Linked DNA regions of Mus musculus: region 2 is linked to region 1. A link is a loop called in an ENCODE intact Hi-C map of the cell type or tissue named here. Cell type or tissue: heart. All regions are shown on one strand. Each heading gives the region's core, and the rest is flanking DNA. Links, peaks and the distances in the headings are about the cores only.

What was found. Peaks named below come from ENCODE experiments on the same cell type or tissue, not always from the same donor. Only the 100,000 strongest peaks of a DNase experiment are listed, where the experiment ranks them.
Region 2: it touches region 1 in a loop (2.0-fold over the local background); 2 of 42 quality-filtered maps call a loop at or near these places.

Annotation. Positions count from the first base shown.
Region 1 is chr10:111,592,354-111,608,089 of GRCm38, forward strand. Gm30262 (a long non-coding RNA gene) reads left to right here. Exons shown (of 5, transcript XR_380793.4): 3 at 15,626-15,730. It overlaps 4933440J02Rik (RIKEN cDNA 4933440J02 gene), which reads right to left and starts at 1,920. Exons shown (of 4, transcript NR_045344.1): 1 at 1,751-1,920; 2 at 1,596-1,652. In heart, for the core only: no CTCF peak of the experiment used is centred there; DNase peaks (open chromatin) are centred at 8,138 and 8,488; H3K27ac peaks cover 2,025 bases.
Region 2 is chr10:111,645,448-111,661,183 of GRCm38, forward strand. No RefSeq gene overlaps it. Among named protein-coding and RNA genes, the nearest start is that of Gm40763, 17 kb to the left of the region's middle. In heart, for the core only: no CTCF peak of the experiment used is centred there; no DNase peak of the experiment used is centred there.

The sequences.
Region 1 (15,736 bases), core at 4,040-12,039:
CAGTTTCAGAGGTTTAGTAAAATATCCCCATGGAGGGGGTTGGAACATGTTGGTACCTAGGTAGATATGGTGCTGGAAAGTTAGCTGAGAGTTGTACAGCCAGATCCACAGGCAGCAAGAAGAGAGGCAGAGAGGAGAGAGTTACTGAGCCTGCCGTAGACTTTTGAGACTCAAAGCCCCTCCCCTGGTGACATAGTTCCTCCTACAAGACCACACCCACCCCAACAAGGCCACACCCCCAAATCCTTTCAAATAGTGCCACACCCTGGTGACCAACCAAGCATCCAAATCTATGAGACAGTGGGGGGCCATTCTTATTCAAACCACCATAGTGCTGATAGGCAAGTAGAAAAAGGTGTACCTTAAAATCATTTTATTTAGATCAGTTTAAGGTTGACAGGAAAATTAAGTGAGAAATGCAGAGATGGTGCACACACTCCCTGCCTGTCCCACATGCAATCCTCACCCAGAATTTGCTTGGGGACAGTGCACATGTTGCTAATGTTAGAGCTCCATTGACCTGCCACATTTTTACTTAATGAAATTCACACATGGTAGTAATTACAACTTACAAAGCCACCGTTTAATCCTTAGAATGCTTCACTAACCTACTTCATCCATCCTAGCCTCCTAGCTCCAACCTTACTGAAACAAAAGGTCCTTTGTAATGCTCAAGGGAGAACCTACTGGGTTTAAGTGAATCTGGTTAGTTCCTAGAGTTAGAACATCCCCTCTTTTCCTCATGTTTTTCTTCTTTTCACTTTCTCTTGCCTTCATTCATGTTTCCCCCTCCTTCCTTTCCACCCTGCATCCCCCACCCCCTTTTCCTTTCTTTTTTGGAAGGTCCTGGCAAGAACTCTTTTGCTAAACTTGTACTATACATTTCTGATACATTGTGTTTATGCTTTAGTGATAGCCATTATTAGATACTAGAGAGAATGTTATAGACTAAGTTTTATTTTATGTAATTTTAGGTGCTTTCCTGCATGCATGTATGTGTGCCTGTGGCGGCCAGATAGGGGTTTTGGATCTCCTGGAACTGGAGTTACAGACAGTTGTGAGCAGCCATGTGGGTGCTGGGAACTGAATCCAGGTTCTCTACAGGAGCAGCAAGTGCTCTTAATCTCTGAACGCCACCTTTCCAGCCTTAGGTTTGTGGGTTTTTGTATTTCCTTTTTTGATAGATATAAAAAAGGGATTTTGAAACTAACCAACCTTAAATCCTCAAGTTCTTAGTGGGTCATCAAGTCAATATAGTAAGTTTCAATAAATAAAGAGAACACTTGTATAGAAAATAGTAAAAGTGATTGGGTTTCATCAAAATTTTGAGCTGCACATTCATGTGCGTGTCTACTTGGGTGTGATGTGAAATACAGTTCTTACTACGCTACAAAGAGCTGGGAAGCCTTTGGTGTCGTGCCTCCTGCTTTCTTGGTTCAATTTAAGTACCATATGCTATCTTTACAAAGCAGTAACTGACTTAGTTATTCTTTAGATTAGTCTCCATTTCCATAGAGGCGATTGTACTGGAATAGAAATTAGAATTCTAAACAAATGTTTGCCCTGGATGTAATAATACTGAGGTGACAACTTACACAATAGACTCTCCCTCCACTTCCACGAACTATCTTTCACTCCGTTGCTTTTTGAAGCTGTCAACAGATCATTTTGAAAATCCTTTAGGAGTGTATCAGAAAGGTGTGAGGACGTTCTAAAATTGTTGATGGAGATAGAAGGGAATTTTACAGACCCAGGATGTCCTTAGAATTGGGTTGCATAGATGGACGGAGTCTGTGATACCCCTGAGAGATGTGGTACCGGAAAAATGTACAGAGATGTCCTGATATCAGTGGGATCACCTGGGGTACAGCTCACACACTGCAAGGCTTCCTCTGATTTCCGCTTCTTTTTACAATTCCCAGTTATCCACAAAACTTAGTTTGAATCTTTCCTCAGACACCCCGCCTACCGGAAGTGATGGAAGCACGTAACCGGAAGGAGATTAGAGCTAACGTTACAGCCAAAGGCCAGATAAAGTTTGTCCCAGCCTCATTTTTTTTGGGGTGGTGGTGGTGGTGGTGGTGGTTGGTCATTTATCTACTCTGAAAATAACTTACTTAATCTCTAAAACTGTATCTTCATTGCCTCTAACTCTCACCAGACTGTTACCCGATAGTGAATGTGTGATGGCCAGTCGGGTAGTAAATAGGCGCGTCTCCTGCTGATGGGTATGTTATTAGTTCCTTCCCGAGACTCGTTACGGAACCTTAACGGATCAGAGGGAAGGATTTCTTGCCTCTACACGGAGTACAATTTCAGGCATCATGTGGGATTGCTGGCCTTGTCCCCTGTTCCCTTCACAGCCACTCAGCTGGCGTGATACAGGGCACAAGCTGGATAATTACCCGGCAAGCTTATCTGGAGCCTGGTTATCTAAATGGGGTCCCTCTGGAGCTCCTAGAGTCTGCGGAGAGGGGTTGTGTCATAGGAAACATAGGCTTGGCTGCTGCTCACAGCCGGGGGTTGGGGTGGGGGGTAGAAGGTGCCTGGCTAGGCTGCTGCCTGGGACACGAGGCTAGTGCCAAAATGGCAAAGTGCCATTGTCCCTTCCTGATTTTAGGCGCGCAGAGCTCCGATCTGAGCCGCTAGGTAGTCTAAGATGAAAAGGCAGGGAAATTAATGATTTCTAGACCCCTCTTTAAGAGCTCAAAGGAAAGCAAAATGAAAACTCCTAAGACACTTAGGATACCCGCCCATTGGAAGCTGATTTTGCCGGGAATATTATTTGTGTGGAATCTGAAATTATAGTGGAAATTTCCACGATAACGCAAGGATCTGTCTTCAGGTCAACAGGTAAAGCTGGCTTTAACTTTATTCTCTTCGAGAAGTAGACCGCTTAACCCTGAGTCAGCCAGTGGTTGAGGAGGCTACATGGATGTCCCATTTGGCAACTGACCTTTCTTGGTTTTCTCCCTGTCTCTTCCCTTCCCCTCCTCCCAGTTTGATATTTGATGTGTCAAGGACAAAGACGTGCAGGAAGGAAGGTCGCAGCTTACTGTCGATCTCCACCTCGAGCAAGCCTCAGGACATCTCTGAACATTTATTTGAGACCCCCTTTGACTATAGGATCGGTCCTCACGGCTCCTCTGTTAAGACCTAAGAGGGAACCGAAGCTGACAGGTCACAGTGGGAGGAATTTATCTCAGGCTGGACCTCAGAGAGAGGGTGCCCGGTTTCCTGTCTTCTCTCCCTGGCGTCTCAGAGATATCTCAAGACCTTTGGACTCTGAGTGTTGCTGACAGAGATAGTGAGTGGGAAAGGAAAAAGGAGGCGGTCTAATGAGGTGGATGGGCTCTTTTTTCTGGTTTTCCCCAGATGCAGAAGCTGGTGTGAGGGAGCGGGGCTGCCTCCCAGGTCTCAGCTGTTAATCTGATGGAATGTCTCAGCCTCTTCATTTCCTGTCATCTTTCCATTTAATCATTAACCCCAGCTGCTCAGGACCAGGCAGGGCCAGGAGATAAGCAAGCCGGTCCCCGAGAGAGTCCACAGGCATGATTTGACAGGATAATGCCCTCACTTGATAAAAGGAGAGACTCTCTGTCAGCTGCCCGCATCCTCCCTGAAGCTCTGGAATCTGACTTCATGGAGCATTTGAGCAGCTAAGCTTTTCCTGACCCCCTCCCTCCCACCACCACTCCCGCCTTCCCCCAGTTGCTGAGCATAATTGAGAATTAATTGCATGTCTGCTTATTATTTTGCTTACTTAATTTGGTCTAAACGTTGTTCACACTCCAGACTTAAGGCCTGGAAGTGGCTGTCTTCAGGTATGATTTGAGATGTCAGGGAAGCCCCTATCTCCTGCTTGTTCACTGTTCACTCACATTCCCATTTTGTCTAAAACTAGCTTAGCTTTTTTCCAGAGCAATCTATCTTCCTTCCTTCCTTCCTTCCTTCCTTCCTTCCTTCCTTCCTTTCTTTCTTTCTTTCTTTCTTTCTTTCTTTGATTTTTTTATTAGATATTTTCTTCATTTACCTTTCAATTGCTATCCCAAAAGTTCCCTATTACCCCCCCCCCCCAACCCACCCACTCCTGCTTCCTGGCCCTGGCATTCCCCTGTACTGGGGCATATAATCTTCGCAAGACCAAGGACCTCTCCTCCCAGTGATGGCCGACTAGGCCATCTTCTGCTACATATGCAGCTAGAGACATGAGCTTGGGGGGGGGGGGGTGTTACTGGTTAGTTCATTGTTGTTCCTCCTATAGGCAGAGCGAATTTTCTAAAGTTTTTTTTTCTCTTCCTTTATAGTGGTAATTATACTATAGTTTTTTTTTTTTTTTCCTAACAAAACTTTATTACATTTATGTTAGGTCTCAGACCTGGGGCAAATGGCTAACTGGGGTGCCTATTAACATATCAGAGCAGACACTGTCGGCCAGTCTCTTACTATCTCCAGTACCTGGAATACTCCACCCCTACCCTAAGCATGCCCAGCTCAGGGACTGGGCTAGGGTGTCCTTCCTGAGGCTGCTCTTTCCTCTATAACCAAGACTTTTTGGCTCCAAGGTCCCTTTGACCCTTTTTGGGCCTCTTGCCCTCTGGGCCTCTGCTCCTGGTTCCCACCTGCCTCTCCCTGTACTCCTGTATTCCTCACATGGCCCTGTTCAGTTGGCCAGTCCTGTTCAGTCTGGAATCTTCCAGATGCCCCTGGCTATGCTTTCCCTCATAAAATAAAATTCCTCCTCGGCCACACCTGGGAGCAGTCATGTCCTTCCTTTTCTTTGTCTTTTGTTTTCATTCAATTTATAATGTATTTCATCGGGCTGTGGGATATATGGTATGATAAACTGTTAGCTAATTATACCTCAGCAAAAAGTATTTTAGGATTTTTTTTTGTCCCTAAAGAATTACCTTAAAAAAGAATATATACAATTTGGGATGTTGGAAATATAAAATAACATTAGGAAAAAAAATCTGGAGGCCCAGTGAGTTGTTTGGGAAGGAAAGTGTTATTGTTTTAAGTTCAGGTGAAAGGGGCCTGTGAATTAAGCTAACAGAAGACCGGTTAATGGGGGAAACGGCATGTGACTCACTAACATTAATGTGTATGGTAGTTCATAGCGAAGTGAACTAGGAGAAGCAGTAGGAGTTTATTGTCTGTTATAAAGGAAGGAAGGAAGAGGGTTTGAGGTCAAAGGAAGAATACATTTGGGAAAAGAGAAAATGTGAGTGGGGACCAGTGAACAAGAATGTTCATTGAGGTCTACTTACACACACACTCACATACCCCCCACCCCCACACACATATGTGCATACACGCACACAGACACTCACACACACTTACACACACACATGTCCACATACACAAACACACATGCACATGTACATTCACACACGTGCACATACACACACACACACACACACACACACGTACACACATGTACACACATGGACACACACACATCTGGGTTCATCATTACCTTCAATAAGATTTCCAGGGAGATGAGGAGGATACTAAGACCTTGTCCCAAATATTTTCCCTTCCCCCACCCTACATACTTTTGATTCTATGTTGTTATCATCTCAAAATAACGCTCTTGCCAAAATGACACTTTGAGACAGCTGTTGAGGGGCAAGTGTGTTTTGTACTATAGTTTTGAGTAAGAACTTCCATGGAAGGCTAGACAAGCCTGATTCTCCAGATAATGTCCTCAGGTGCTCAAAGGAGGCCATGGGGCTTTTAGCTGCCCTCTCTGCTCCAGCAACCTCTCTTGGGGGCAAGGGGGCTGTGACATCATGATCGGCCATCATGACGCACAGCTTGTTCCCTGTCAGGGCTGTTAACATTGAATTAGTAAAGGCAGGTCCATTAGACCCTTACCTGAGAGACCAGTCAGCCACAGGGTCTCCTGTCTGCTGCCCCCACAAGCACCACGTGGTCTTAGGGGCGGAGCTGGAATATTTAGGAGGTGGAAGGTGACTTGGAAGGGGTTGGATCTCTTCAATGATACAGCTTTCATGCCTTGTCACCCAGCTCTGTGGGACTCTGATGCAGCTGCCTACGAGACACCCCTTCCTGAAACTTTATGTGTTCCAGGAAAAGCTATTGGCATCTAAACAGGGACTCATCCAAGACGGGCCCTGCTGTGGGTGACAAGAAAGGCAACCGAGGCTGAGCTAGCTATTTCAGGGTGAAGCGTCTGCAGCAGAATCCCCACAGCTCTGCTTCCCTATGCTTCAAGGGATGGACTACATCCTTGCTGGGGTGCCAGTGGCCTACATACCCTAGCTGAGCCGGCTGCCCAGTGGGGACTGGCTAGGGAGATGTGTCCTCTGTGTAACCTTGGAGTTGACAGGAAAAGTGAGGCCTGGGGAGAATGAGATGGGGCTTGCTATTTCTCGTGGCCACTGAAGGAGCAGAAGGAAAAGTTGTAGTTGCAAACTACAACTGCAGTAACGTGCTCATCAGATCCAAGTGAGGAGAACCCGGTATGGGGAAAGGGGAAGAACAAGGTACAATGGATAATGAATGAGGAAGTGATGTATGGAACGGTTTACACTTGATCCCCAGAGCTCAGGCCAGATTCTGATCATTAAGAGTTAAGGAAAATGTTCCTTCACCAGGGACCATTTCTGAGCTCAGCAAACCTTCCCAGCAGGACCTGATCTCTCCAAGACAGGCGCTCCAGTGGATCTGAGTTAGATCGGTGTATAGATCAGGTTTGTAAACCACCAAAACGGTCAAGAGTGAGTGCAAAAGGGAGAAAGCAGGCAACAGTTTGGGCCTCTCAGATGCTAACACGGCAATGTTTGTGTTGGGCCAGAGTTCCTAAGAAGCAATGGACAAAGACCCAGAGTCTGTGCTGGGGGCCTTGGAAGGCTCTAAACCCTGAGCAGCAGTTTACAGAAGAGGCGAACAATATGGATATGGAGACAATCTCTGTAAGTCTTGCTATGGAAGAAGGAGTTCTCATGGGGCAAGAACTACTCCAGTTGTTCCCTTAATGGGGTAGCCAGGGTAGCCTTCAGAGGAGGTATCGTTTTCAGTTTTAACGTTAAAAAAAAAAAAAAAAAAAAAAGAAAGAAAAGAAAAAGGAATCAGACAGGTGTAGCCTGAGTTCTCAGGAAGCTCTGATAAGCAAGCAAATGGTCACTGACGACATCTCAATGAGGGAGATAAAGGGGAAAATGTACTCCAGGGGGGCCTGGCTTGTGGTGCGCTGCGTTATTGGTCACAGGAGCTGAAGTACAAAGTACAGAGGGTTGACAGAGCTTGGTGGCTTTTCTAGGTCACTGGCTTTGGGAATGGGGGGCGCTGGGTTTCAAGCCATCTCTGTGAAATTCCAGTTGGGAGTGGTAAGGCAAGTTCTGTGAATCCAAGGGCAAGCCACAGTTGTCATCTGGAGTCTTGGAGCAGAGCCAACACACCTGCACTGTGAGGGTCCTTCCCACCCCTCCCCTCTCCAGGGATCACCAGGGACTTCAGAGGAAGTATTTGTTCTAATCCTTTCTGGAAATGGCCTTTGATATTTTCTTACTCTGTGTGTGTCTTACTCTGTGTGATGATCACCCTAGAATTGACTTTTTTTTTCCTGTCTCTCTCTCTCTCTTGCCTGGCAAATGAACTAATAGCTTAGGAGGGGGAGTGGCTCTTGCCAAATAATAGAAATATTTCTCTTTCAGTTTAACCGTTGACCCAGCTTGCCAGGAAGCATGGCCTTTCAAAAGAAAAATCTATGAAATTCTTGTGGGCAAGATCCTGGATTTGCAGGGGGCATCGTTGTAAATGCCAGTTGCTGGGCTCCTGAATGGCCACGGCTCTCTACCCTCCCAAGCCCATGTCACTGACCAACTCAGCACACGTGGGCATTCTGCTTTTTCTGTGAATTGAAGTCATGCCCCTCTTCTCTGTCTTCCTTTCTTTTTCTGCTTGTCACACAACTGGGTGACAAGACCAGTTTTCAAGGTTGTGATGATAGTGAGGACTCCTCCCCTGTCCCTCCCTCCCCCAGGCTGCTCTGTGACTGATCCCTGGAGAGACTGAGAAGGTGGGAGGTGGGAAGAGAGCAGTTGGGAAAAGGGAACTGGATGGAGAGGGAAGCTACCAGAAGGTTCCTGTCTGTACCACTGGGAATTGACCCAAAGAACCACGGAAACAAAATAGTTGCCAGTAAAAAGTAGCATCATGGACTCGATGACTTTAACCACTGAGTCCCCAGGACCTAAGTTAAAATGGTGTTAAGTAGATTTGTACTGGAGGACACTTAAAGCAAGAGGCTACATCTCCTGGCTTTCTGACACTTTTAGGGCTCAAGCAGTGCTGGGGTTTTTCTCTTAAGGAAGGAGAGAAGAGGGAAGAGGAAGGAGGCCAGCTTGGGCTCCACTGGCTGTGGCTGATGTGCCTTTCCTCCAGCTGCGGAGCACTTTCTGAGTGATGAATGATACAGAACCATGCCTCCTGCAGCCAGCTGGCCCTGCACCAGGTCTTTGTAAGCCCCAGCCAGAGGCAGCTTTGGTCTCCTGCCAGGATTGAGGCTGTAGGAGCAAGTCTCAGGTTCTCAGGCCTCACACGGGGCTCTTCCCAGCTCACAGCTGTGGCAGCCCAGACCAGGGTCCTCTAAGTCTCTGTAAGCCTCCTTCAGAGGACCTTTGCAGGCAAGGTCTGCTCTGCTCCCTCTGCCTGTGTGTGTGTGTGTGTGTGTGTGTGTGTGTGTGTTTGCTTTGGCAGACTCTAGGTACTGCTCTCTCCTCCACTCTCATCTCTTTGATCCTAAGGCCCCCCCTGTTGCTTATTTCTTGTCCCTGGAGGTACAGAACATATGCTTTCTTTGGAAGAAAGATCTAGAGGATGTGTTAGGTCATTTAATGGGGGGGGGGATATAGGGGGGCATGGGATAGGGGAGCATCTAGATTAACTGAGCAGTGTGTCTTAAAATCTTTTGTACCTGTCACTTTGTCAGCTGTATTTTACTAAACCAGCCTGGCAAAGACAACTGGCAGGCATGAGAGACTTGGTTACAGTAACACAGAGTTGGGTCATTGTCTTTCCTGCTCTGATGATGCCTGCGTTTTCATAGTTTAACGGCTTTGCATTAGAGAGGCAAGCATTTTTGTATTTTAATAATTGATGCATGTTACACATTGATAGGCCTTTTTCTTTTCTTTTCTTCTCTTTTGTTTTCTTTTGTTTTCTTTTCTTTTCTTTTCCTTTCCTTTCCTTTCCTTTCCTTTCCTTTCCTTTCCTTTCTTTTCCTTTCTTTTCTTTTCCCTTTCCTTTTTTTTTTTTTTTTTGACAACATTTTGCTATGTAACTAAGGTTGGCCTCAAACTCAGGATCCTGCCAGAGCCTCCCAAGTGCTGGGATCATATGTATGCTCTCACACCCATCTGATTGCTGGTGGTGTTTCTATTCATTCTCATTCTTTCTCTCTTGGAAGTATCTCGTGTGGCTCAGGATGGCTTCAGACTCACTCACTAGTTAAAGATGACCTTGAATGCCCAGTTGGTAATGTAGAGATGAAGGATCCAACCCAGAACCCCATGCGTGTTAAACATGCTCTAACCTCTGAGCCACACCCTTAGCTTCAACGTACTTTCTCTCTTTCCTTCTTCCTTCCTTTCTTCTTTTCTTTTCTTTTCTTTTCTTTTCTTTTCTTTTCTTTTCTTTTCTTTTCTTTTCTTTCTTTCTTTCTTTCTTTCTTTCTTTCTTTCTTTCTTCCTTTCTTCCTTCCTTCCTTCCTTCCTTCCTTCCTTCCTTTCTTTTTTTTGGTAGTGGGCAAAATAATGTTTCTTACAGTAGATGGAATATTAGATATGATGAAATATGGTGAATAATTTTGGCCAGAAAATGTCTCCATTTATTTCCCCAGGGTTTTGGTTTTGGTGTTTTTGTGGGGGGGTGGGGGGTACAATGACATGGGGCTTGGTACATATAGATGAATCTATGAGAACTTTTCTAAACTTCAATTTTGCATGTGTGTGGGAGGTATGCATGTGTGTGTGGGAGGTGTGCATGTGTGTGTGGGAGGTGTGCATGTGTAGACATCATAGACTAATTTATAGGAGTCAGCTCTCTCCTTCCTCCATGTTGAATCCCACCCAGGGATTGAACTCGGGTCTTCAGACATGAAGACGAATGTATTTACACACTGAACTATTTCCCCAGCCCAGAATAATATTTTTTATAATCAACTTATTTTGAAATGTGTATCTAATCACCATAATAAAGATTTCAAATGTAAGGGGTAGATTTCCACAAAGGAAGAAAGGAGCAGGCCCAGGCAGCCTGGGTTCTGGTCCTGCTTTGGTTCTAAGTGACCATAAGACCTTGGGTAGGTATCCTCTTTGCAACTTCTCCTTTCTCCCTGTGAAATGATGGGGAGGAGTTGGCCACTGGACAAGGCTCCCGTTTCCTTTCTACCCTTCTTTAACTGTAACTCAGTGTAAAAGCTGGGGTCCTGGTGGCAAGCCAGGTTAGTCTTCCTCAGAGAGTGGTTATATCAAAAGGATCGGTAAGAACTTGTCATGGTCCCCTGTGAGCAGATGGTCTCATAATATAAGTGAGCAGGAATAGTCTTTGAGTGGCCCTGAACTACCTGAAACTGTGATCCTTCCCACAAGCTCAAGGTCCCCATCTTGAGCACCAGTGACCTTATTTGAAAACAAGTACTTTAAAGCTAGGTGCATACCCTTTATGTAAGCACAGAAGCAGGCAGACCTCTGAGTTTGAGGGCAACCTGGTTACAGAGCAAGTTCCAGGATAGCTAGGGCTACATAAAGAGGCCTGTCTTAACAACAAACAAATGAAATAAAGAAATAAAGGAATAAATGGAGGGGGGGGACTTGATTGAGTTAAAGTGATATCATTAGTATACACTGTAATCCAGTATTATTGTATTGTAGAAAAATGGAAACTCTGGGCACAGAGACAGACAAGTGTGCATAAAAAAGGGCAGTGTGAACCTGAGATTTGGTGGTGCAGCTACAAGCCAAGGAACACCAAAGATAGCCAGGAAACCACAGAAACCAGATGATCAGTGGTAGATTCCCTCTCTCAGCCTTCGGAAGGAACCACTTACAGTCTGCTGATACCTTAGATTCCAGGACTGTGGGGTAGTAAATTTCTATGTTTAAGCCACTCCACTGATGGAACTTTGTCCTGGCAGCCCTGGGAAACTGTGGGCTCAACTGAGGGCACATTGCTTTATTTGATTCCTCACGGTCCTATTGGCTGTTTCCCTAGGGACCAGAGTGATACAGTAATAGGATGGAAAAGGCTTACCTTTGCTTTGACAGGGAGGGCTAAGATTAATCACAAACAAACAAGTGTGTCCTGTGTCATGGTAAAACGTGAGATGGGAAAAAAACAAGGGTTGGTGGGCAGCATGGAGTTAATACATTATGTAGATGTGATAGTTAGTATTGATTTCCTGTCTAGTTTCACCCTGTTGTTGTGATAAAACACTCTAATTTGGGGATGAAACAGCTTATTTGGCTTATACTTCTGGATCTCAGTTTGTTATTGAGGGAAGTCAGGGATGGAACTCAAGGTGGATGCTTGATGCAGACCGTGTGAATGAATTCTGTTTGCTGGTTTCTTTTCTTGCACACTTCTAGGTTATCCTTATCTAGCTTTCTCATACAGCCCAAGGCGGCCTGCCTAGGGATTGGTGCCGCTCACAGCGGACTGGGTCCTTCTACATCAATTAACAATTAAGACAACAAATACTTAACCCCTACCGACATGCTTGCAAGATATTCTGATATAGGCAATTCCTCCTCAGCTGAAGTTTCTCTTCCAAAGTGATGGTAGGGTGTTTCAAGTTGACAGTAAAAACTAAGGCGCACGATTGTCAGTTTCACACGATCTAGAGTCATTCAAGAAATAAACCTCTGGGCATGTCTTCGAGAGAGTTCTTAGGTTGAGTTAAGGGAAAATTCACCCTAAGTGTTGTGGATTTTATGACTCTTGTAATCACTGACATACTTTGTTTTGAGACAGGGTCTCATACTGTAGCTCAGGGTGGCCTCAAACGCACGGCAATTCTCCTGCCTTAGCCTCCCTAGTTCTGGGATTACCCAAGGTGAACCACTGAAACTATCTATCAATCATTGACATCTTGACGGAAACCTTGAAGAGGTGCTCATTTAGCCTCTAGGGTGTGTCCAATCTGTGGTCCGAGGGCCACATACATCCCCAGATAGTTATAAATGTATATTTGGATATTTTTATAGATGGAAACCTGTTACAATGTCAAAAGGCTGGATACTGCTGTAGCTATGTGATGTCATATCAAGGGAGCCAGTGTGGTACCACTAAATAGGAAGCTCAATTCTAGACTGAGAGTCAGAGTAAAGACTAGGGAAATCACAGCCATAAAAATCATCACATGTCTGGCTAGCCCCGTCAGTGTTTGCAGAAGTCTGGGAGCTGGGGGTCATTATGTCACGAAATGATAAAATAAAGCTTGGTGTAAAATAAAGCCCAGAGCATCCAGGATGGGTGTAATTCTCTTTTTATGCTTTGAACATCTGTGTTATAAATGATATTTTTCCTTGAACTTAAAAAGGGAAAGATCCAAAAATTAGTTTGGTCAATAAAATTGAAAAAGCTTAAAAATAATCCCATCCACACTGGTTTGAAGGAAGAAAGCATCTTCATACTCTGGGGAGACTTTGAATGATGCCACGTTTTTGTAGGGTAATTTGACAACACAAATTAAAAGCCTTCAACTTGAGAATATTCTTGGAGAAATTTTAATTTTGGGATGTACCCTTCTATAGTAGTTCTTGGTGATAGGTCCGAAGTTTTATCCCCAAAAGTGTTTATGGTAATATAATTGATAATAGCAAGATTGGCTAATATGGTGGCCTATTGTCTGGCTATTGAAAGGAATGGTACTAAATGAGAGTTTTCAAATGTTTTAGTTTGTGTATTCTTTCAGGACTCTGATGGAGACAGTGAAGTCCATTTTTGGTAAGAAAGTACATATGTGCTTATATAAAATTCTTTTTATACTCTCAGAGAATTCATGTACTATGAAGTCCATTCATGCAGTTGGGGTGAAGACTCCAAGACTTAGAGCAGTTATTGATGACATGGATAAATGGTCACAAAAGCATATCGACACACTGGCGTAGGGATGGAAAGGTACTCCCAAGAAATTCTTCCCTCTGAGAAAGAGAATCAGAGATTGGATTTTTTTTTCTTCTTTAAGCTTTCCAGTATTTCTCAATTTTTCATTATGAAAATGTTTTATTTCAATATTGTTCTTGCTGTATATGATGATAGGAGCTTTTAATTCCAGCACTGGGGAGGCAGAGGCAGGTGGATCTCTATGAGTTACAAGCCAACCTGATCTACAAATCAAGTTCTAGTGAGACCCTATTTAAAGAACAAACAACAATAGCAACAAGCAAGTATGATATATATATATATATATATGTATGTATATATATATATATATATATATATACACACATATACATATATACATATATATATATTTAACATGAAGAGAATAAAAGAAAACTTGGAGACGTTGCCCCAAACAAATATGTAACAAAAACGATATGCAATAAAAAAGGCTAAGAAACAATGTATACTGGCTAGTTTTGTGTCAACTTGACACAGCTGGAGTTATCACAGAGAAAGGAGCTTCATTTGAGGAAATGCCTCCATGAGATTCAACTGTAAGGCATTTTCTCAATTAGTGATCAAGGGGGAAAGGCCCCTTGTGGGTGGGACCATCTCTGGGCTGGTAGTCTTGGGTTCTATAAGAGAGCAGGCTGAGCAAGCCAGTAAAGAACGTCTCTCCATGGCCTCTGCATCAGCTCCTGCTTCCTGACCTGCTTGAGTTCCGGTCCTGACTTCCTTGGTGATGAACAGCAGTATGGAAGTGTAAGCCACATAAACCCTTTCCTCCCCAACTGTTTCTTGGTCATGATGTTTGTGCAGGCATAGAAACCCTGACTAAGACACAATGTAACTTTGCCCGCAGTGAAAATCCCGCCTGAGAGGATGCTACAGACCACTGTACTGCAACTTTCAGGGGAAGCAGATGAGGCACTCCAGGGAACTTTTGTCTCTGGAAATGTGATATCCTGTAGCAAGAAGTTGTTAATCTTGCCAGTATAAGCATCCATCTTTGGAAGCCGTGAGGCTGCATCAGCTAGTGGGTCTCAGGCATGTCTGCCAGTTTTGTTTATGGCCAGTAAGGTATGCTGCGATCTCCCCAGCCCTCACAGGAGTCCTCATGCCTGATTTTCCCCATCAGCGTCAGGATCTTTACTCACCGAACCATCTTGCTGGCTCTGGCCATTTTTTTAAATGACCCTAAAATTATCTACAATTCAGTTTCTGTGACAGAACACATGAAATGAATCTCTCTCCTCCCCCCTCCCTTCACCCCAGCCCTTCACCCCAGCTTCTATGGATATAGGATATAGAGCATCATTGCAGGGTCATGGTTAAAATCATGAGAGAGTGGGACTGCAGGTTGACTTTCTGTGCTTGGGCTTCTTCTTCCTTGGTGAATTTGAGTTCAGTTGTATTTGATCTTGGTTTATGTCATTTTCCTTTGCAAAACGGATATCATGTTAGTTCCCTGACTGAATGACTGAATGGTGGTAGCCCATTGGTTTAGCACTTCATGGACTTGTGTCCATTTGCTGGGTGTAGGTTTCTGAGTTATTCTTGGATGTATTGTCCCTCTCAGACCCAGAATATGAGGCTCCCTCTCATGTATTCCGTAAGGCCACGAGAACTAGATTTACACCTGCATCTCATGCTTTTTTCTCTTCTCCTCCTCCCCCTCCTCCTTATTCTCCTCTGCCTCTTCCTCCTCAGCCCTCCTCTCCCTCTCCCTCTCCCTCTCCCTCTCCCTCTCCCCTCTCCCCTCTCCCTGGCCCTCTCCCCTCTCTCTCCCTGGCCCTCCCCTCCCCTCCCCTCCCCTCCCCTCCCCTCCCCTCCCCTTCTCTTCTCTTCTCTTCTCTTCTTTTCTTTTTCCAGACAGGGTTTCTCTGTGTTGCCCTGCCTATCCTGGAACTCACTCTGTAGACCAGGCTGGCTTCAAACTCAGAGATCCACCTGCCTCTGCCTCCTGAGATTAAAGGCATGTGCCATCACTGCCTGGCTTTATCATGATTTTTCTGAGTACTGGTTTCTTTAAGGCAGACACTCCCCTGACTGTAGACTGTATTGGCTCAAGGTCATTATGTGTGCTGTGTTAGCCAGAGTGGTTGATGCAATTGTGGGGGTGTCTTGCCAGGTGTCCCTATGCTAATCCATTTTTTTTTTTGTTTGTTTGTTTTGTTTTTTTTCGAGACAGGGTTTCTCTGTGTAGCCCTGGCTGTCCTGGAACTCACTTTGTAGACCAGGCTGGCCTCGAACTCAGAAATCTGCCTGCCTCTGCCTGCCAAGTGCTGAGATTAAAGGCGTGTGCCACCACACCCAGCTGCTAATCCATTTCTTGAAGTTTACTTGAGAAGAGACCTCACATCATCAGTTCCTGGGCCTTTGATTCTTAAAGGCGGAACACCACAGCATCTCTTGGGAGTATAGAGTCCTCTTCTTCCATAGCCCCAGAGTCTGTTTTATTTATGTTTTTTGTATCCTATCTTTATAGTAGGAGACTTGGGAGTGCTCTCCTGTAGGATCCAAGACTTCTCATCTTTCCGATGCGAACTGAATTATGCTAGCATGTCAACCAGGACATTTCAGAGAAGCATCGGTGAGC
Region 2 (15,736 bases), core at 2,962-10,961, 52 kb after region 1:
TTCTTGGAAACCCTTTCCCTACATTTATATTTCAATATCTCTTGATAATTTTCTACTCAAAGACTAACCATAAGGCCAGGGGGGCCTGTCAAAGCTCTAGATCGAGCAGACTCCTATTTTTCCACGCCTGGGCGTATGAAAAATACTTTTGAAAGGGTGTGTGTGTGTGTGTGTGTGCACATGGAGAGAGACCCAGTAATCTCTAAAAAGAAATCCACCTATTTCCCCATCCCTGGGTACATGAGGAATTGTTTTGAAAGAACGAGGGGTGGAGAAGGTGAGGACATGGAGAAAGACCCAATAGTGTATGGATCAACTAAGGAGAAATCCTCCAGCTCCAGCCCCAGCCCCATCCCCATCCCCATCCCCAGCCCCAGCCCCATCCCCAGCCCCATCCCCATCCCCATCTCCATCCCCAACTCCAGCCCCAGCTCCTCCTCCTCCTCAACAACGTATCTTTCTCCTTCTCTATCACCACCAACTTTTCTTTTCTTTCTTTTTTTTTCCCATTTTTATTAGGTATTTAGCTCATTTACATTTCCAATGCTATACCAAAAGTCCCCATACCCACCCACCCCCACTCCCCTACCCACCCACTCCTCCTTTTTGGCCCTGGCGTTCCCCTGTACTGGGGCATATAAAGTTTGCGTGTCCAATGGGCCTCTCTTTCCAGTGATGGCCAACTAGGCCATCTTTTGATACATATGCAGCTAGAGTCAAGAGCTCCGGGGTACTGGTTAGTTCATAATGTTGTTCCACCTATAGGGTTGCAGATCCCTTTAGCTCCTTGGGTACTTTCTCTAGCTCCTCCATTGGGAGCCCTGTGATCCATCCATTAGCTGACTGTGAGCATCCACTTCTGTGTTTGCTAGGCCCCGGCATACCACCAACTTTTCTATGACTTCTCATACCTCTTCTTTTTCTACAGCCACCACTACTACCACCTCTTCTACCTCCATCACCACCTCCTTCACTATGACTAACTCTATTGCATCCTATTTTTCATCCTTCTCCACTTCCTTGTCCCTTTCCTCCTCCTGCATCTCTACCTCCTCTACCACCATCACTGTTTCTTCTACTTGTATGTCTACCATCACCTTCATCCCCACCTTTCCCATCACTCCCTCCTCTCCTTCCACCTCCTCATTCATATCTACCTTTTCCTTTGCTACCACCTGTGCTATATTGGCAGGAAAAGAAGACTCAAGGAGGAACTTTCAGCATCCAATTCCCTGATTGATGGTGACTGATAATCTCAGTCTTAGCTAGGTTGCACACTCAGAGAACAAATCTTCTGGAATGGAATAGGGGAAGGGGAGCTCCTGAGAGTCTGTGCTGTCTCCAAGAAAATATGAAACAGAGAGATGTATTATAAACTGTTGAAAATGGATCTTATCTATAGTAGAGAATTTATAGATGAATTAGTGACTAATGAGAAGCAAGGAGGAAGGAAGGAGTACTCATTATAGGAAAAAGTGTATAAGAAGTCTAGGAAACCAAATGATGCAGTTTTGAGTATTTATATAACCAGAATATTACATTGACTATTGACTATATTAGTTTGAGAGCCAAGGTTAGGTAGTATCATTGGTTAGTGGGCAATGAGAGATAACACATTATGAGGACAGGAATGCATGTAAGAGCTTATAGTTCTCACTGACCAAACAGGAAGTCAGTGAGAAAGAGATTAGGGTTCCACATCTCCTCTGAGAGCTTGTCCCAAAAGACCCAAGGACCCAGCATTAGGTGCCACCTTCCAAGATTCTACTCCAATAGCTCCATTCAAAGCACCAGGTCCTTAATGACAGCAGACCTCTCCAGGACATAATTTAACTAGCCATATCTAAACCAAGTCATTAACTTAACCTAAAGTTTTTTTATTAGGATGACTAAGGAAGTATATATTTGCTTTTGTGTTCCCTGAACTGTAAGAAAGTAAAATTTTCATTGTCAGAGTTATGGAATCATACTATCTAAGTTAAAAATCAAGAGTTAGTAGAATAAACACACTATTGTGAAATATCAGGGTGAGATGGCTGTAAGAATTGAAAGTAATTGCCTTCAGGAATAGGAAGTAAGAGCATAATTTTGATAATTACGGTGAACATTAACTGCAATGCCTCTTAAGTCATCTTAGCCAATTCAGTCATTAAAATTAAAGCTTTTAAATTTTAAGCAGAAAGATGAACAGCCAGTAGGTAAGTGTTTTCATTGAGAATGAATATAAATCCTACAATTTTTGCATCAGTCATGTATTAAAGATGTTAATACACCTTTCTCAGAAGGGACTTTGATAACAGCAGAATGATCTAGAAAGAGACTTTGCCATCCATATTCCATTTCTTCTAGGGGATGCTGAAAGCGTCAGTATGCCAAAATGCACCGCACTAGCTCTGGGGAGCTTATGAATATAATCACACCACAACACGTAGGAAAAGCACTTGTTCTGTGGCTTTGATCCCATCAGTTGTTTCCTCTGAATAATGGCCACACCTCTCTTATACTTCCAGCATAAGATTCTCGGTAATGGGTATGAATATTACCCCTCAATTTTTCTAAATTCCAGACTTATTTTTTGTTTTATTTTATTTTTTTCTGTTGTTGTTGTTGTTGTTTGTTTGTGTGTTTATGTGTGTGTGTATGATTATACATGTGATAGGGCTTAAGATGTTTGGTCAAGGTGATCTGGGGATGCTGTGGTGTTGTAGGCAGCTTATACTGTCAGTGGTGGTAGATGGGTTATGTGGTTTCCCGGTTCTCTGAAAGCAGGACCAAATGGACCAAGAATACTTACAAAAACCTGGGTCTGAGTCCTGACTTTTTTTTTTCTGCTGATGTTTTAATGTTGTCAAGGTAACAGGACTCATACAGAAATCACAGTAGACCCTTGCCTCTTTATTTTTACAGAAGGGGTTGTCTTCTCTTCCATCCTGCACTGGAGCCAGTGGTTGAGTTGCTGTCCCTGTACAGGAAAGAGGCTGTGGAAGTTGGAAGAGGCTGCATAATACGCTGCTATTATTGCCCTTGTACCTGCAAACCATATGCCGCCCAACGCAAGAGCAGCTGCAGCAATTTATGGGCAGAGCACGTGCTCTTTGCTCTTGGCTTAATTTTTGAATGTAACAATGTTTATTACGTTCATTAATCACATCATCCTTGATCTCTGCATCCCATGCAACCTCCTGAGCTTGAGGCTGACACAGGGGCAGCTGCAGCGAGAGCTGAAGTTTCAGTCTTCCGGGAAATTTTTGTTTGCAAACCTGCCACAACATTAAATGAGCCAGTCGTATGGAAATGTTCTATCTGCTAGGGGAATCTACATACCTGCACCCTTTGTTCCTCTCATCATTAATTGGAGCTGCCCGGTTGCTCCCAGGTCCATTCCAGCCATTTTAATTTCATCACTGTGCAAAAATGAAGTAACAGTAGGAGAATCCGTGTGTTTGGTAACACGACCAGCTTTCATCTCTGCCCTGGTACTTCAAATCCTTTAAGTTGTTCCAAAGCGTTCTGGCAGACTCTAAGTTAGAAAGCACAATAAACGCGCATGCCTTAGATTGTAGGGCTTCACTACCTACTGTAAACTGGATACTTTTAATCCTTCTAAAAGGCTCACAAGTCACCCCTAAGGAAGTCTTCAGTTAGGTTAAAATGTATCTTTAATGGTCTAGACTTTCTTCTCTTGTGACTTGCTATTATGGCTTCTCTGCTTTTCTGCTGTGATTGGCACTCTTAAAATTCATTGTGGTCAGTCAATACCAGCGCCAGAGGCATTGAGCTAACACTGGCAAGCTCTAGTAAGCAATTCTTTTGGAATGCCTTAGATTTCAATAGGAATCACTGACAAATCTTGGATCTTTCCTGCTGTAGAGAAAACAAAACAAAACAAACAAACAAACAAACAAACAACCCAACTTAGAAACCCCTTGGTTGATTCTTGCTGTTGGCAGTTCCATGTTGTTCTTGTCTGTCTTTCCTTGGGTTTAGCTCATGTCTAGGCTCCCAAATAGGATGCTCATCTTTCCGAATGGGCTTTGGCTTTAGGGATCTTAATCAGGTGCTAGGCGGCCACCAGTCTTTCTTTGATGGGCACTGTCTAGCTTTGACGTGGACTAGCTACTTAGATACTGAGCTTGGCATCCGCCATCTTGACTCCATCTCTCGTGTTACATCCACTTCCCTGTCACTCATGGCCTTTGCTCTTCCATTCTCCTTTTCTGTCTTGCTCCCAGGCCTCAGATCTGCTGCCTTTTCCTCTACAGTGTCTACGAATCCCTTTCTTTTATTTGCAAATGGTTCTGATGGGTGTTATTACTGTTCCTCTTGTACTTAGTGCTCTTGTAAAGAGCCTCGGGCATTATTTCAATATAGGTGTTCTCTTTTTGTCTCTCTAGATGCCTGTGCAGCGTGTCAGATGCTTGTGTTCCAGTCCCTGGCTCTTTCTTTTACTCTGTAACCATCAGTTAGGTTCTTAATTATTGACTTAGTTTTTTTCTTCTTCTAATCATATAATGAGAATGCTATCCCTTATCTCTTAGGCAATAAAGAATAAACCTGCTAATATACATGAGAATGGGAGGTAGATGAGTGAGCAGGTACTATAATTGACACTCAGCAGCTGGAGACTCGTGCAGCTGTGACATTTTATTGACCACTGGTCACTGTTGTTTCTAATGCTCTATCCACTTTGTAACGTCTAGGAAAGAAATAGTATGTGCAGGTTGCTGCACGGAGGGCTTAGGGTTCTATGCCCCATTCTACCTTCCATAGGCCTTGGTTGACTCCACAGGCCTCTGTCATCTGCTCTCTCTGCCCCAAGGACGGAAGCCAGAGATGAGTGAAAGCAAAGCAGTTTAAAAAAATATATATTTTTAAACTTCCTTTAAATTTTATATTATGAGTATAAGGATTTGCCTGCATGTATGTGAGTACACTTGCATGCCTGGTGCCTAGTGAGGCCAGAAGAGAAGATGGTGTTAGATTCCTTGGAACTGGAGTTAACTGGTGCTTGTAAGCTGTCACATGGGTGCTGGAAACCAATCCCTGGTCCCCTGGAAGAGCAACAAGTGTTTTTAACCTCCAAGCCGTCTCTCCAAGCCCCGAAGCAGTTTTAAAGAATGTAATCCCTTTTAGGATGCTGCTAAGAGAAAAAAAGGGTAAAACTGTCCTTTGATGGCACCAAGACAGTGGTTTTTAAAGTCCTCTGATACGAAGAAATTTCTGTCTTCTTTTCCTATAGGACTTTGCATCCTGCCCAAACTCCCAGTACTAGCCAAGAACACTAAACCCCATCTAATGAACAGTTTGGGGCCCACATACCTTTTCTGATCCTCAGTTACATAGAACCTGCTGACTCTTGAGTCCCGAGAGTATGAGTCCTGCTGGCAGCTAGGAAGTGGAGGAGGCACCTGCTTGTCTATGACACTACGATGAGCCCTAAGCTCACCTTGTATTGCAAACGGACTATAACAACCTATTTCATACATACCTGGGTAAGGCAAATTTGGACCATGACTGATTGACTCAGCTGTGACTGTGGCATGGTTTATTTATTTATTGAAACAGGGTCTCCTGTAGCTCAGACTGGCCTTGAAATCCAAGCAGAGGTTGACCCTGAACTTCTGATCCTCCTCCTCCTCCTTCCACTTCCCACGTTCTAGAATTCCGGGCATGTGGTACGGCACCTCATTTACACAGCTTATGTGTGCCTAGGGATTGAACCCGTGGCTAGATAAACACTCCTCCAATGGAGCTACATTCCCAATTTTTGTTGGTTTGTTTTTTATTTTCTTGAGACACGGTCTCACTTTGTAAATCTGTGTGACCTTAAATTTGGCCCAAGCCCTTTGCCTAATCTCCTGAGCGCCAACATTAGAATCTAAGCTATCACCTCCAGCTGTCTTTAAGATGCACAGTAACCCTGGGATAAAATATATGCTTTTATCCAGACGGTGAACTGGCATCCACGTTGTGCCTCTGGGTCTGTCTCTTTTGGGAGATCCTGTCACTCCCTCCTCTTGTCCTGAGGCATCCACCCTTGAGGGATTCATTCTTATACCTCTGAGGATTTCAAAGCATCACTGTGGAATCTTTTTTTTTTTTTTTTGGCAGAATTATAGAACTTGTAGAAATACCAGATGTTCCATCAGGCAAACCCTGTAAGTGATATTTTTACCCCTCATTGATTTGAAATTGTACCCTCTCTCTATATGGCACACCATCAGCCACTTTGAAATATATGATTAATTAAAGTGTTTAATGATCCTGACAAGCAGGCAAATGGATCCAAATTCAGTAGAGGATCTATAGAGTGGTCTGGGTACAGCCATCTGTGCACAGACCCTGATAGGAGACACTGTAACAAGGAGACGGGTCCAGGTCCATCACGAAGGCGGCAGTCCAGATGGAGGTGGGGATCCTGGTACCAAGGATGCAATGCTTGAACTACAGCTTGCTCTCTGAAGCATCTGGGCTTTGTCATTAAGCACAATAGGAGAACAGGGGAAGTAAGGAAAAGAATGACCTTCATGGTTACTCTGCAAACTAATTCTCACTTCTCCTGACTGTTTTAGTTTCTTTTCTTTTTGCTCTGTATTTCTAAGGGCTCATATAGGTCCCAGGAAGAGCAAGGTACTATAGAAGGAAAAGGTAGGGACAGGCTTCCAGCCTCTCATTTGTCAGAGCCCTAACACTAGGGTAATGACATGGGTGATAACCACTCTCTTCTCTGGCACCTGAAAATCAAACACAGAACAAAATGATCCTTGTTTTGTTTGATCCAAGGTCTTTATGTTGCCATGAATAGCCTAGAATTCACTCCATAGACAAGGCTATTCCCCAACTCACAGGGATCCATCTGCCTCTGTCTCCCCACTGCAAGGATTAAAGATGTACACTGCCATGGCTGGCAAAGGAAATATCTTTATCCAGAGTTTTTCTTTAATGAAAAATGTTGTATATTTATTTATTTATATTGTAAGCATGAGACTTAAGTCTAAAATAAGTTTTTGAAAGACCTCCTTTCCCTGTTACAGAAGAGGAGGGGAAGGGGAGGGACAGATGACATAGTGACAGTTGTGTCAGGAAGTTCATCTGGTTTGGCAGTTCACTTGATCTATTCATTTTGGTCATGGTTAGCTACTCTGCAGAAACCAACTACAATTCACAGAGCTTCTGTGACTTTTATAAACTTTCCATAATCTTGTGGCTTTGGGTCAACACAGTAGGCTGGAATGGGTATAGAAGTCTCTCTCTCTCTCTTTCTCTCTCTCTCTCTCTCTCTCTCTCTCCCTCTCTCTCTCTCTGTGTGTGTGTGTGTGAGAGAGAGAGAGAGAGAGAGAAAGAGAGAGAGAGAGAGAGAGAGAGAGAGAGAGAGAGAGAGAGATCATGGATGGAGCTTGGGAGGTAGGCAAACTGACTCTGTGGGTGAAATCGGACCTGAAGCTTTTAAGCTTTATTGACAATACCCATTTGTTCACACAGTGTGGCTGCTTTTGTGCAGCTAGGGTAAGTTGGGTGGTTTCAGTTGAAAGTGTCTGTCCTGCAGGGCTGAGCACATCTACTCTCTGGGCTTTTATAGAACACTTTTCCAGTCTTTGGTTCAAGATAAAGTGCTGCTGTTGTGGCTGGCGTCATATGAGCTTTTGGGTGAGTCTGGAAGATGGGGACAAATTAGGTCAAGAGTTAAGTGGAGTCCTGAAGCTCTTCTCAGTACTGCATAGCAACCAAAGGCCTGGGTTGCCGGGTAGCTGATTGCTTTCGCCCAAGATAAAATCATGGTCACCCAGTTATTTATGGTGGTTTACAGCAAGGCTTATAGTCACATTGTCTACATGGTGTTTACATTTAAAAAATTACATTTGTTAAATGTGTGTGGGGGATGTGTGTGTGTGTGAACACAGTGCCATAGTATGTATGTGGAGTTCAGAGGAGAGTTTTCAGGGGTTCACCCCTTCCACCTCGTGGGAGCCAGGGATTGAACTGAGGCCATCGGTCTTGGTGGCAAGCCCCTTTGCCTCCTGAGCCAACTCACCAGCACAGCTCATGGTCCTTGACATAGAGGGGATTTGCTGTGTCCGTGGAAATGAGCCATCGTCCCCGCTGCGTTGCAGTGCTGAGCAAATGAATCTAAAACTCAGGCTCCTTTCCCTCCAGCATGGGATGGAACTATTTCAGGATGGGTGAGAATATTCATGACTCCTCAAAAGGATGGACATTAGGACGTAAGGTTATTTACAATTATGAAAATAAATATTGTACAATTCTAAAAGTTAAGAGAATAGCTCTGGGGGCTGGTGAGATGGCTCAGGGGGTAAGAGCACCCGACTGCTCTTCCAAAGGTCCAAAGTTCAAATCCCAGCAACCACATGGTGGCTCACAACCACCTGTAACAGAGATCTGATGCCCTCTTCTGGTGCGTCTGAAGACAGCTACAGTGTACTTACATATAATAAATAAAAAAAAAAAAAAAAAAAAAAAAAAAAAGAGAATAGCTCTGTGTTGATATTGCCTTGGTTCTTAAGGGCAGGATTTGTGGAGCAGTGGGTAGGGAAGGCCATGGTGGGTCTAGCAGCCTGCACAACTGGGCTGGAAGGCTGCCTTTACTAGCACTTGTGACCTTGGGGTGTTAATTAATATCTCCTAGTCTGTCTCCTCACTTCAAAAATACTAGTGATAATACTGCTATCTCATGGGATTCTTCTAAGTCTAGAGATAAAGACGACCTTGTTAGAGCACAGTGCCAGCCATTAATTTACTTACTTACTTGAGATGGGGTCTTACCATGTAGCCAAAATTGGCCTCCACCTCTGTTTATAGCTCTTGATTGCCTTTGAACTCATAAGCCTTTTACCCCTGTGTCCCGAGTGCCAGGGTTACAGGCATGTACCTTCCTGCCAGACTGGTATTTATATTCTCTTCTGAGAAAATCCAGCCCAATTCTACAAGAACCTTAATTTCGTCTGCCGTTTCTCAAAAATCATTCCTTAATTTCCCCGGGGTGTCACAGACATGAGCTCCTTGGCTGGGTCATATGAAAACACTTCCCTGAATACGGAGAGATGCGGTCGCTCCAGCAACAGGAGTCCCGGTGGCACAGGTACCCTGCAATTATTTAAGCTAGCTACTCATATCCTCCCCGCAGAGTCTTTCTACAGAGAGCATGTGAGTCACAGAGGGAATACGGCCGTCATACTGAAGTACCGAACCATGACCTATGGCTTGCCAGTCACAAGAATGGGTCTCTGTTTGTGTTCAGTGCAAGTTTTTACCTGCTTTATTGTTCTTCTGACTTCGGGCTTGTCTTTAGTTCTTTCGACTGGAAAAGGGGGAAAAAAATCTCTGACAAGAGGAGTTCTTAAGCTGCCGTTCCAGTTGACGTGAAGCTAATTCTAACTCAGACTGTTTTGCTCCGACTGCCTCAGGGTGAGGCAAGACCCTGGCATTTCTACCTCTGTGCTTCAGTCACTTGCAAGTCTTCCTTAGGTTATGGTTCTTCCTCTCCCTTTACCGTGGGCACAGTGCCCAGGTGCAGAAACTCTCAGCAGGGAATAAGAAGGACTAAGCTAATTACCAGCTATTTCCTCTTTCCAGAGCATTGTATTACTACGGTCCCCAACCTGCTTTTACAGATGCCTACAGCACACTATGCGTGTGTTTGGGTAGATAGGAACGCTTTTGGGTCTGCTGATCATTGCAGGCTTATTGGGAGGTGTAGTTCAGATCACACATCGGCACCCACTGGCTTAGCTGGCACAGCTCAGGGACGTCTTGGATCTCTGTTTGTAAATTCCGAAGACTGTTTGTTGCAGGTTAGAGGACACCGGTTGCCAGTCCAGACACTTGATGCTTGTGATGCTTGGGTACAGAGAGCATTTCCTTCCCCAGCCTCACCTTCTCATCATTAACAAAGTGAACACTGGCCCTGGGTTATTAGCGAGGTTAGAGGGAAGTATAGGACTGTGGGGACAGTCGTGACAATTGTAGCAACATTTAATTAGAAGCAATAAGAAGCTGCCCAGTGATATTTCTTGCTTTTGGGTTTAGTTTATGTCCATGGCTCAGGACACTCATCTAAGTGCTAATAACATAAGAGAGCTCTTATCTCTGCTTCAGAAGCAGAGCACACACACATACACACACACACACACACACACACACACACACTCATACACACTCATACACACATAAACACACACACATATACATACTCACACACTCACACACACTCATACATACACACACTTACACACACACACACACACACTCATACACACATAAACACACACACATATACATACTCACACACTCACACACACTCATACACACACACACTTACACTCACACACACACACACACACACAAATGTATACACAGCCGTCAAATGCTTCTAGACAGCTGGGGTAAAGTGAGTGTGACAGGCACAGCCACAGGCCTGCTGGTCTCACTTGTGCCTTGGAGATACATGCAAAGAGTGACAAGCCCTAGACAAGATCTCAGTTCTCTCCCAGGCGAGCAGCCACCTGAGCTGCCCTGGCAGGAACTTCCCTGTTGTCTCCTTGTACAAAGGGGCCAGTTACTCAAATCATGCAGACATATCTGCCCTAGGTTTTTAATTAACTTTGCAATGTGAGTGTTGGGGATGGGAGTGGGTAGGGGGAGATGGGAAAGGTAGGTCAGCTGATGTAAGCACTCCTCCCCTTCATCCTTGGATCCAGGGAAACTAAAGGAAGAGAAAAGGAAAAGACCAGGAAGCGTCCATAACAGAAGTTGGCCTTTTCCAGAGCTCGCTTCCCCGTGCATGGAGGAGACAGTCCCAATGTCATTAACTGGAAGAAGCAAAGGAGTTACACTTTTCATCATTGCTGAGCACATCAAATGCATGGGGCCTCAGTTTCTTGCTTACAGGGTAGATCCCAAGGTCAGCAAGGGATTTTGGAAAACAAGAGAGAGAGAGAAAGAAAAGAATACTTCATGTGGTATCAGAGACATGTCTATGGCTAGGCAAGCTTGATGTCCTTGAAGTAAGATGACCTGAAAGGTTGGGAATGTCCCTGTGGCATAGACCAGGATACACCCCTATTTGTTCAACATCCCCAAGACTTCACATTGTTACTGCGGCATATCATGACTTGTCCTGACTGATACAAGCAGGAAGGAAAGGATTCATTGCTTAACACTCATGCTGTCACAAGGTGTGTTCTTACACAGAAAGAGAAAGAATGAAGAAGCAACCTATCTGGGGTAAGAAGAAACATAGAAACACAAGAAAACATCTCTTGTTTGCATTAAGCCAGCAAATAAAGTCTCTTAAATCCTAAGTTACACCTATGTTTGGGGATGAACAGTTTTTGAGGACAGGGACATCAATGGCTGTTGTGTTGGTCTGCTGGAAACACCACAGCACCAGAGTCTGTGTGGCTTAAACAATAGAAACTCTATTTAAAAAAATAGAAACTTTTTCTTGAATTTGGATGCTGCAAATCCAAGATACCAGTGTCAGCTGGGTTGGTTTCCTCTGAGGCCCTTTGCCTTAGTATACAGTGTAAGATCCAAAGTTAACCCACTGAAGGACCAGGTAACTTCTAGAATGCTGGGGGTTGTAGTTCTTGGAAAATATCAAATCCTCATGGGAAAATATGGCAGACTATTGGTTTGCCTTTATAAATCCCTGTAAAATGTGTCTCAGGGCTACTCAGCTAGAAATTCCAGGGAGTAGTCTTGACCAACACCCATCCTGGTCAATATTTAATTAAAGTTTGTTTCAGATGGGTCCAGATGGTGAAACTGGCTCTTCTCATGAGAATCTCAGGATTAACAATAGATATATGTCTGTCTTTACTCTAAGTAGGTGTTCTGGTCTCTTTGTATAAAGACTCCAGTGATGTTGAATTTGGGCCCATCATAATGACTTTGTTTAACCTTCATTACCTCTTTAAGGATTTTTCAAATACAATCATGATCTGAGGCACTAGAAAATGAGAGTTCAGCCGGGCGTGGTGGCGCACGCCTTTAATCCCAGCACTTGGGAGGCAGAGGCAGAGGCAGAGGCAGGCGGATTTCTGAGCTCAATGCCAGCCTGGTGTACAAAGTGAGTTCCAGGACAGCTAGGGCTACAGAGAAACCCTGTCTTGAAAAAACAAAACAAAACAAAAACAAACAAACAAAAAGAGATTTCATACAGGACTTCTGAGAAGATTGTATTTGATCTGTAACAGCTATAGAACCATGCTTACTATTCTGTATGTGCCAGTACTGATTTGAGTGTGTGTGTGTGCATGTGTGTGTGTGTGTGTGTGTGCATGTATGTGTATGTGTGTGTATGTGTGCATGTGTGTGTGCATGTGTGTGTATGTATGTGTGTGTGCATGTGTGTGTATGCGTGTATATGTATGTGTGCATGCGTGTGCATGTGTGTGTCTGTGTGTGTCCTCTCTGAGATATTTTTTCTACACTTTTCTATGTCAGGAGTGATATCTAAGACTTTGATCCAATAGTCTAACGTTGTAGGCATTTCCATCTTTTTACACTATAGCATGACGGCACCACCTACAAAGTTCTTGCTTCTGAACTGTGCAATAAAGTTACAACAAGAACAAAAAAATCTCCCAACATTTTGTGTAAGTTTATACTTTTGCCTTGGGCTGCATCTATGTCTGTCCTTTGTCCTGTGTGGCCACATGAAGCCCTTGGGCTGTAGGTTGGATGCTCCTGGATTAAACAAATGCTGTGTTTCGCTATTCACTGATCTCACTTTGCACCAAGAAGAACTCGGGTGGGAAGGGTCCCTGAAAATCTCCCAATTGTGAGGAGGGTATCCCAGCCCTAGTCTGGTAGCCTAGGAAAGGAAGCTCAGAACTGGTGATTGACACAGTGACAAATGCCAGGTCATTTGGGGGAATATATGTCAGAACTGAGAATCATGTCTACTTGTTCAGAACTTCCACAATCTCCTTTCTAGGAGGGCAGAGATACTGCAGTTTCACACTGCAGATTCACACTGCAGTTTCTAAGAGCAGTTTGGGTGGATACTACTTCTCAGGAAAGACGTACGGAGTGGGGGACGAGAAATGCGGTATTCCAGGTGAGAAGTGGAACGTGGATGTCAGTAAAGTGTCTGTCTGCTGCACACTGCCCAGTCTGCAGGGTGCCATTACACTACTTTCCATGGTGAATCCATGGCTCTCTGAACAATCCCGGAAATAACAAGGCGTCTCCACTACATCGGCAACTTATTTACTAGCTTCTCGGGAATGATACCGGGTGTACTCACCGGCAGGCAGCTTTGTAGTTACAAAGTGATTTGCTGTTATTTTGATTTGAGCTCTCTCCAGCAACTCAACTCAGGGTGGCCACTGAACCTTGCTCAACTCACTCAGCAAATACTTCAAGTTTAAAGATATCAAATTAGCCCAGAAGATGCTCAAGGCGAAATAGAGAAGGAAAACTGGAAACTGAAGAGAGCACCTCTATTGTGCCTGTGGGTCTGCTCTGTCCCCACCCCCACCCCCAGGGTTCTGGGAAGCAGAATAATGAAGGGAATTCCGTGATAAACATGACATTTTCTATAGCCATTTCCTGAAAATGCAAGTCATCGAATTAGGAGAAAGACACGGTAGGAAATCGGAGAGGCTCGTGCTCTGTGCCAGGGTTTTCAGGCAAAGGTCTTGGATCAATTCTCTGTAACACATTTGTACTGACAGCCATGAAAGGATTCAGCGTGGTGAATCAGACAGCTGCTTGAACAGAGACGGCAGAGACGGGCTTTTTCCTTTTTCTCTTCTTTCTCTTTCTTTCTTTCTTTCTTTCTTTCTTTCTTTCTTTCTTTCTTTCTTTCTTTCTTTCTTTCCTTCCTTCCTTCCTTCCTTCCTTCCTTCCTTCCTTCCTTCCTTCCTTCCTTCCTTCCTTCCTTTCTTTCTTTCTTTCTTTCTTTCTTTCTTTCTTTCTTTTTCCTTATGAGCTGACAAGTTAGCCAGGAACAAAGCATGTTTGTAGGAAGTAAATCGCTGCCAGTTTTAATCCAAGCTTCTCCTTCAGCTGTAGCCGGGGACAACTGAGCTTTCAATGTTCCTCATGAAGTTTGTCCTTTTGGATTTTTGGTCAGAATGAAATCTGGGATTTGGTTTGGCCTCAGTGCTCCATTTCCAAAATGTCACCCAAATGGATAAAACCAAAAGCCACACTGGTTGTTTTCGTTTCCTGCTGATTGTAACTTTTCCAGCCGACACTCTGCACAAAGCAAGCTGTCTCGTGAAGGGCATTTAGGTTTCTGACTCCAAGATGGAGCTTAAAGAGAGTAGATAAACAGCTGGCATGTTAGGATTCAGAAGTGGTTTTAAAGACTTATACTAAGATGTTGAAGTAAACGATGATCCCAGGAGAGGCTGGCCCTCTGGTATGTGGAGAGAGTCGAGGGAGGGAATGGATTCCATTGGATGAGCGCATAGAGCTGTGTCTTGGATCTGGTTGCTTTAAAAATGGAGATGTTTCTTTTAAGAAAATTTTCTAGATAACAAAATAAAATTTCTTTGAGAGACGTGACAAGGAAACCTGATTCTGTTGAGAGTCATTTACTGATGGATTCAGAGAGAAAGGAGACCCTAGCGTGCACTACTTCTGGTAACCCAGGGACATTGCCTCTACCTGGTTCCCAACCCTGGTCACCACTGTCTGGGAACCCACAGAGTAAATGAATGATGGTGAGGTTAATGGAATTCTTTAATCAGAGTCTCATAAATAAGAAGTTGAACATGACAAACCCAAATCCCACTATGGAATAAAAAAGATAGATGTACTATGTTAACCCCACAGACATTTCAGGGTGGCTAGCTACTTTGAGGAGCAACATCTTCTCACGTGGAAGTTGCTGCTGGAACATCATGGTACCTGCTGCCTGCTGTTCTTCCTTGCTTGGAGCAGAGGCCTCAGGAGCGGCCCCTGGGTTTGCTTAGTGTTTAGTTATTGTCATGTAGCTCAGGGCCAGTACAGTGCAAACTTATAAAAAAACAAAAAACAAGAACTTGTCTGCTCTTCAGACTGCCTTTGTCAAGTGATATTTGTTTAAAAAACTCTGTTCAGACTTAATGCATTCTCCTTAATGCATTCAGACTTAATGGATTCCACATTCAAGGTGAGACTTCTACCAAATTCAGTGAGTTTCCCCGAACAGATGCGTAAGCCCACTGGCTAATGTGTTTTCTAGTCCTACACAGGTCCAGTTGACACAAAATAGTAGAGTATGTGGTTTCCACTTCCATAAAGGGATGCATACTGTTTCTCCCTACAGTTTTAAGTAGAAATTTTGGTTTGTGGCTAGATCCATTAGAAAGACTTTTAGATAGGAGAAAAAAAAATCAATGTGAATTTGTGGTCTTCCTAGAGCTCTGATTTTGAAATAATCTTTTAATCCTGTCAGGTCTACTTCCAAGCAGGAGGCAGGAAAGTGGGCGTTCCTGCAGAGATAGGTGAGGGTAGGAGGGAGAGAGTCAAACAGTATGCAGGGAACAGGAAACATGCTCTTATCAGTGAAAAACATCAGACGACATTGTTGTTCCCCATCACTTAGTGTGGCGTCTGACTCGTAAGATGTGCTCTAAATATTTGGTGGATAGATGGATGGTACCCTCATAGGGTGTTACTCTTTAAGGATAGCTGGCCTTTCCTTAAAGAGCAAGGGATGTTATTAGGGGAGAAGCAGTTTGTGTTTATAGGACAGAATCCTTTTAGAGCGGAGGAGAGA